2 separate regions of the Homo sapiens genome follow, and region 1 is linked to region 2. Evidence: read pairs that join two places in POLR2A ChIA-PET (ENCODE). Cell type or tissue: A673. All regions are shown on one strand.

Region 1 (4,000 bases), 72 kb before region 2:
ACACTAACTCTAATGATAGCTGATGAGCTAAAAAAAAAAATTCCAAAAGAATCTCATGTTTTAATGTTTTAAGAAAGTTTACGAATTTGTGTTGGGCTAAATTCAAAGCCCTCCTGGGCCTCATGTAGCCCATGGTCTGCGGGTTGGACAAGCTTCTTTTACATATTCAGAGAAGGAATTTGGACGAATATGTGTGATATTTTTTCCTTTTATGAACATCCGTTGAAGGGAAGAAACAAGATATCCCAGGCTGCCCATGTATCCTCGTGGTGGGTGGGTTGAGAAGGAGCACCTAGGCCCCCAGGGGAGCAGATGTTGCCACTGATTTATTCAGTGTGTTTTCAGCTATATACGAGCTACATCTACATCCGTGTCAACTTCGCACACAAGTATATGAACAGTAAATTAAAAATTACAAGCAGCTTGGAACTGAAACACTCTCAGAGGAAAAGTGAACCATGACAGACAGGCAACAGGAAAGTCCCAAACCGACAAGTAGAATAAGTTTGGTTCAGGCAATGGAGGTGGTCAGTTCCCCTGGTCATTCCAAGGTGCCTTTATACCTTTATCCTTGGCTACTGTGCCCTCCATCCCAAAGGCCCCAAAAAATGAGCCATCGTGCTCTGGGTGGTAAAGCCTGCTTGCTACCTCCCTGCTGACTCAGAGCGTGTACTGGATTCCCAGATCTTCAGCCATGAGCCATGTCACTCCCTGTCTGATTCTTCCTCCCACACAGCAAGGACCTGGGGCGCTGCACCTGAGCTGGGGTGGGTGGAGTCTGCATGCCAAGACTGGGTGTAGTAGCTGGGTAAGGAGTTGCCCCTGGGCTATGATGCTTGGAGACAAGGGAACCCAGCAAGAGAAAACATCTTATGTAGAAACCAAAGTTAAAAACTATGCAGTCCTCCCAAAGAAGAGGTGGGACTAAAGAGACTAAAGAAGACTAAAGAAGACAGGCACAAGGGGGAAATTTAGGTTTGAGGCAACTGGACAGAAGAATGGCAAGGAGAAGAACTTGGAGAAAATCCTTGAGCCATGAGAATACATCCAAGGCCAGCCTTTTGAGTACTGAGTTATGATGTAAATTGCAATTCCTACTGTGAGTCTTGGTTGAGAAAACAGGGCTCTAGTTATGTGCAGCTGTGTGCTGGAAAATTTCTGTGTAAGCAGCTCCACTGAATAGGTTCCAGCTAATAGTGTGTCCACAAGAAGTAACCCAAGTCCCCCCCCAGCACAGCATACCACACAGACCAAGAGGTCAGGAGCTGTTTCTTGGTTGTTGGCTGTGCCACCTCTTGCATCTCAAAGAGCATTTTTCTAGGTTAGGCCTGGCCTGAACAAAATGTGCTTAGCCCCAGACCAGCTATGCCCCATATCCCATTGCTATTTTCCCTCTACACTACTTGACAGAGGTTGCTCCTGTGCCTGGCACTGACTACAGGACCATATCACATGTCCCTGTAAGATTACCTTTTTTTTTACACAGTTACAGGGAAAACAGAGTTTATGGAAAAACTGCAGCTCTATTATCCCTGGCAAATTTACCCTGACTTATTCTTTCAAACTCTTTTTCCACAGGTTTTAAAATTTGCAGAATCTTGGCCAGGTGTGGTGGCTCACGCCTGTAATCCTAGCACTTTGGGAGGCCGAGGCAGGCGGATCACGAGGTCGGGAAATCGAGACCATCCTGGCTAACACGGTGAAACCCCGTCTCTACTAAAAACATAAAAAATTAACTGGGCGTGGTGGCGGGTGCCTGTAGTCCCAGCTACTCGGGAGGCTGAGGCAGGAGAATGGCGTGAACCTGGGAGGCAGAGCTTGCAGTGAGCCAAGATCGGGCCACTGCATTCCAGCCTGGAAGACAGAGCGAGACTCTGTCTCAAAAAAAAAAAAAAAAAATTGCAGAATCTCAGGATGGAAGAAATCCTAAAAGTGTTCTACATAGTGTCCACCTTTTGTAGGTTTTCTAAGTCCCAACCCAGTGCTTTTTTGTAATGTGCAATGAAAGTCCTAAATGCTTTTAACGAGTGAAGAGCTTTTCATTCCAGAAGTACACATAAAGTCTGAAATGTAAACACAATGAGAGAGGTAACATATGATTTAATTTCACTCTAAGATAATAATAATGGCCATGAACAATATATTCTGGAAAAAAATGATAGTGAGGAAGCAGTCTGGGAGGTTGGGAAAAGAAGGCTGAAAGACAGTAAATGATGTGGCAAAAAGAGACCCTGGGTGCCCCAGAAAGGTCCTTGATGGCAAAGAAGGCAGGATCAGGGCTGGAGAAGAGAAGCCTCCTAACCTCTTCCTGGGTCACAAGCCTGTCTGCCTTGCTGAGGCCCCTCTGGGTAACTGTGTTTTGTGTCACCTGGACTGCAGTGTGGGGTACCCAGATTAACTGTGACTTCTGTAAGGGTGTTTCCAGGGGATTAGCATCTGAAGCAGATGGCCCTCCCCAATGTGTGTGGGCCTCATTCAATCCCTTGACAGCCTGAAGGCAGAGGAAGGAAGAACCTGTCCCTTTTCCTTCTTGCCTCACTTCTGGAGCTGAAATGTCTCATCTTTCCAGCCCTCAACTGTTATTTACACCATCAGCTCTCCTGGGTCTCCAGCCTTTGGCTCCTGTTGAATTACCACTGGGTTTCCTCGGCCTCCTGCTTATATACAACAGATTATGGGACTTCTCAGCCTCCATAGTCATAGGAGCCAATTCCTCATTTTATAGACACCATTGGCTCTGTTTCTCTGGAGGACCTTGATTAAGATAGTAGCTTGTTGTGAAAAATATCCTTTTAATTTACTTTATGTTACTTCGGCACACAGAGGTTGCAAGATTTTGTCAACTGAAGAATGATTAGGCTCATACATCTGGAAAGGAGAACTTCATTTCTCATAAAGGGCAGTGTGCTGGTGGCCAGTCTGATAGGCTGGGAATCGTAGCCTCTAGCCAGAAGCCAGAAACAGATACTCAGAGGGAGGGGCAAAGGGTGCAAGAATGTATACGGAATGGTGTGGCCAAGTATACATATTTAACAATCTCTAGGAGGAGTTGTGGATATTTATGGGAGGAGAAACATGCACACGCACAACTGAGCTTCATGCCTTTCCATGGGGACCCAGGTCCAAAAACAGTGGCATTAGCATGACATGAGGGTGGAGACTTTAGCCCTCTGATGTCAAAAGGTGAAGCAAAGGAAAAGAAAAAAAAAAACCCTCTCTGTGGATCCTCTGTAGACTGGCCAAAACCACACTGTGGTCAGTGGTAGTCTTATCAGGAAGGAATGCTGGTCAGTTGTTTTGAAACTGCAAAAGGGATGGGCACTGTCATGCAGTTGGTTGATATCAGGTGTGGAGTAGTCTTTCCAAAGGGCTGGTTTCTGTTCAGCCCCCAGTGAAGAAAAGCTAATGGGGCCAGCAAACGAGGGGGGATAGTGAAACATGTCTGAGTTCCCATCCTATCATGGCCAGAACTCAGTTTTTAGGGGTTCTCTGGGGTCCTCTTGGCCAAGTGGGGGTCTATTCAGTTTGTTGGAGGGCTTAGGATTTCAGTTTTGTTTCTCAGTTCAAAGCTCTGAATTAGGCACTGTGAGGGGTACAGAAATAACTAAAAGGCCATCCCTTAACTTATACAGCTTACGGTCTGTCAGAGAAGACACACTTGCAAATATTAAACTGTAATCTGAAACAGAAATATACTGAAATGAGCCAAGCACTGCAGAAAGTTATAGGAAGGTGTCATTGTACCTAGCCAAAGGGAAGCTGGGGAGGGCTTTGTGAAGGAGGAGACATCCGACCAGGGATTAAAGGGTAAGTAGGATTCTCATGGTCTAAAAAGGGTTAGAAGTCGAGAGCTGCATAATTGCCTAATGGGTTCTTCTTGCCTGCTGCACAGACAAAACCAGTTCACTGAGACTACGGTATTGCAGTGAAGAAAGTTAATTGCTGCCAGGCTAGGCATGTGGAAGGCCTAGTTTTCACTCAAATCCAGTCTCTCTGAAGG
Region 2 (4,000 bases):
TTCAGAAATGTTGCGTGGAAAAGTATCTGTAATTAAAGTTTCGAAGTAATTTAACCTATTTTTACATCATTTGTCTTACCTTGTTGAGAGAGGAGACTGGCTTGTTGGCTTCTGGTTGTTGCAGGAGGCATGTGGCTTCCTGCCTTCTCAGTAGACAGGATCATTAGGAAAATAGCAACATCAATCCTGTTACACAGGAGCAGTGACACGGGTGGCTGCAGTGTGGTACATGCCACACAAATGATAGAGAAAGTGCCCGTTCATTGCAGTTTCCTCTTCCTGGGGGACCTGAGCCCTGACTCACTGTCTTATTAGGGGCAGGCGGAAGAAGCTGCACTCTGGCATCCATGCCACCTTCTAAGATGAACATGCAGAGACAGAACTTCAGCTGCTCAGAGAGAGTGCAGTGGGCATGGTCTGCCCTGGGGGCTTGCTCCATTACACCCTGACTTGGCATGCAACCGAGTCTTTGTGTAAAGCCATCCTGTCATTGCACATACTGGCTCACTCAGTGTCTTTCCTGCTGCTGATGTGGCTCTGTGCTGGCAGTTTCAGGGTCAGTGTGCTGCTTTCCTAGGGACATTAGAAGGGCGCAGGAGTGCATGTCTGCCCATTCCTTTGGAGTATCGCAGATGATGCTATACGATACCAAGTGTTACCGCTCACAGAGACTGGGAAAGGGAAATGGGAGTAACCGAAAGCCAGATGGAACGAAAGCAAACATGGAAACCATGATCACGGCAAAGAGCCATCCTTGTATTTAAGAAGTAACTTTGGCCAGGTGTGATGGCTCACGCCGTAACCCCAGCACTTTGGGAGACCAAGGAGGGTGGATCACGAGGTCAGGAGATCAAGACCATCCTGGCTAACACTGTGAAATGCTGTCTCTACTAAAAATACAAAAAATTAGCCAGGCGTGGTGGTGGGCACCTGTAGTCCCAGCTACTCGGGAGGCTGAGGCAGGAGAATGGCATGAACCTGGGAGGTGGAGCTTGCAGTGAGCCGAGATTGTGCCACTGCGCTCGAGCCTGGGCAACAGAGCGAGACTCCATCTCAAAAAAAAAAAAAAGTAACTTTATGAAATGCCACAGCATTCAGTGTGGCATTAAGTTACAACGACCACATAGAGTACCAAAGTGCTTCAGGTTATATTTTAAGTTGTGGTGCAGACTGAGGGGGCTTATTCAAAATGAAAATACTAACTTAAATGGCCACCAAGTTCAATAAACAAAGATGTCAAAATACTCTCAGAAATACAACTGATACTATCTTTAAAAGACGTAATAAAATCATGTGAAAAACTGTATTCACTGCTGAAGAATACCTCAGTGATTTACCACAATGCAGTTCACAAGCACTCCCCTAGACTCAGCTATTTGTGCTTCTTAAAAATATGCTACATATACACACATACACGTATACCCAAATATATAGATATTAACGTGTATACAATGTATGTATATGTATATATTTATTAGGGATGATATGAAATTCCTGTGGTCTTACCACTTTCTGATACAATATAAATCCTTACCAACAAGAAACAATAGAATTTACTCACGGATCTCTGGCACCTTAGCTTTCTGCCTGTTGCCATCTCACCCACATACACTCCAACTTATCTTGGTTGTGTCATGTTAGCACAAATAAGACTCTAAATTCCCCAGTGTCCCATGATGATCTCCACGTTACGGTATTTCCCATCACCTCCAAGAAACAGTGATTGATCTCTAAGAGCCATTCAAGTTTGAGTGTCAGAAATTTTAACTCGAGACCACGTTGCTCTATCTGAGGAAGGCATGTCTGGCCCTTAAATATTCCATCACAAGCTTAAAGTACACAGCATGCAATCAGTGCTGGCCAGCCTCCCACTCAGTTAGGAGCAGGTCGTTCTACGTGGGAATACCAGATTCAGGGAAGGTGGTGAAGAGCGAAGAAGACCTGCTGGGAACAGCCTTCCTCCGCTGGGGAGCAGGCTGAGGAGGGCCAGGTCAGAAAGCTGTTCTTTGGGCAATAGCAAAATCTGGGTGTCACTTAGACTTCTACTTCATACAATCCAAGTTGACCTGGGGCTCAAAAGGAAATTCCTGGCCTCCTGACTCTAGCTGGTACAGAACTAAAGGTCAGTTTCCTCAGACATGACAAGTTCCTGTGTCAGAGAGCAGGATCACGCTTCACACTCAGGTCTGCCACCTCCGGGTGACATCGTCATAACAGTCTGCAGCAGTAGTCTGATCCCGTGGTGGCATGCTAGGGTAACTCAGCAGCGCCACCACAAAGGGCCCGTCAGGGAGGCTGGCAGCCCAGCACATCCCTGATAGGGACCACACGCACCTGTGAGAATGACTTGACTGTCAGGCTCTTGTGGTTTCTGGGTGAAGGAAGAGCTTTACTGACAACAAACCGGCCATTTTCTACTCCACTAGCTCTTAAAATACATTCTGAAAACAAAGATGATCTTCACAACAGTGTTGTGTTTTAACATTGCAATGTTTTGTCTTAACATGGTACACCCAATCCTTGTAAGACAAACTAGGAACACAGCGATGGGATACCAAAGCCAACAGACAGCATCTAATTAGGCATTGCAGAACACTGTCCTCAAAGGAAAATGCCAAAGAGCCTGGGGATAGGGAGAGAATGGGTCCACTCACAAGCAGAGAGCTTCCCTACCCCACACAGCCTTCTCTGGCTTTCTTGAGACATCTGAGCTTTCATGAGTCCAAACATCTTTCATGGAAATATCTGCATCAAGAACAAATGCAGTTTGGATCAATGTTTTCCACCAATTTCTAGATTTATGAGAAAATGCCAAGCATTCTTTTCTTACCAGTAAAAGAATCACATGTCCTAAATAAAAGAATTAAATTCTTCAAATCCCCAAATCTAAGACTGTTCCTGAGTGTTCCTGGCTTGGGTCAACAATCTCTAAATGTAAAATTGGGCTCCTGTTTGGTCATAATCCCATTTTCCTGGTGTTTGACTAGGCAGAAGTAACCCTGCCTTGGAAAAAAGCTAGAGAAGTATGGCCTCCAACTTCTCCATTGGCTGAGATGTGATCAGATTGACACATTGCACTTTATATAGTCATACCTAGTCAAGAGAGACCAACCTGAGGCCCAGTGGCACACCACCCAAGCTGTGAAACTGCACGCACATGCACCTCGTTTACTCCAATGCACAGTTGCTCTTGAAAGCAGGTTGCAGTGTCTGACTCCTAGCCTCCCATTCCAAGAATAAGGCCATGGTTTCCACAGGTTCAGCTTGGTCGCTTTGTTTCTGATGTCTATTGAACAACCACCTCCATGGCCTATGGCCTCTGAAACACTCCATGAGCATTTCTACCCCCTCTTCATTTAATGAATCTCATTCAGCTGTTACACTGGAATTCAGAAACACAAGAGAGTTTGTGGGCACAAATTGCTATGCTTTGCAGCCTCAGCCTCTGAAACAAAGTCTTGTCTTGATCAAAATCTTGTTTTCCTGAGCTGGAGGAAGGATTGGCACTCTTGCCAGCCTCTAAGGAGTTGCTCCAGCCTTTTTCTCAGTAAGTTGCGTCTTCTCGAGTGAAATGAAAGGCAGAGGAGAAACTTCCAGAAGGTTGGAAATTGTATTTTCCAAGGGCTTTAGGCATTTGAGGCCTAGTCTTCTTTCTGCAGCTGATGAGGCTACATATGCAAGACAATTGAGAGACTTTGACCTTCAGAAAATCAAGATGATAGCAAACTAGTGAGGACCACTATCTACTAAGAGAGCTCACGTGCAGAACATCTTTCTGTCTCCTCAATAACACAGTCCAAGTTCTCATAGGCTAGGACTAGGGTAATACATCTGCCCTGAGATCAGTTTATTTAGATTGAAAAACTGAGATATCTGTTATGTGTTGAAGTTTTATTCTCCAACTCATTTAGGAAATGAAGCTATTTTATATCTAGAGTCCAGCATTACCTATATGAAAGAAAATAGTTCATTAGCTTCATAGTATCCTTAACTCATAGCA

What was found. ChIA-PET counts read pairs that join two places held together with the same protein. Peaks named below come from ENCODE experiments on the same cell type or tissue, not always from the same donor. Only the 100,000 strongest peaks of a DNase experiment are listed, where the experiment ranks them.
Region 1: POLR2A ChIA-PET joins it to region 2 with 6 read pairs; 2 of 35 experiments call an interaction of 5 or more read pairs at or near these places.

What each region holds. Positions count from the first base shown.
Region 1 is chr18:10,416,654-10,420,653 of GRCh38, forward strand. The region is part of intron 1 of LOC105371988 (a long non-coding RNA gene); the gene reads left to right. Among named protein-coding and RNA genes, the nearest start is that of LINC01254, 4.3 kb to the left of the region's middle. In A673, no CTCF peak of the experiment used is centred here; no DNase peak of the experiment used is centred here.
Region 2 is chr18:10,488,644-10,492,643 of GRCh38, forward strand. APCDD1 (APC down-regulated 1) reads left to right here. Exons shown (of 5, transcript NM_153000.5): 5 at 1-1,306. Among named protein-coding and RNA genes, the nearest start is that of NAPG, 35 kb to the right of the region's middle. In A673, a CTCF peak has its summit at 2,203; no DNase peak of the experiment used is centred here; H3K27ac peaks cover 3,056 bases.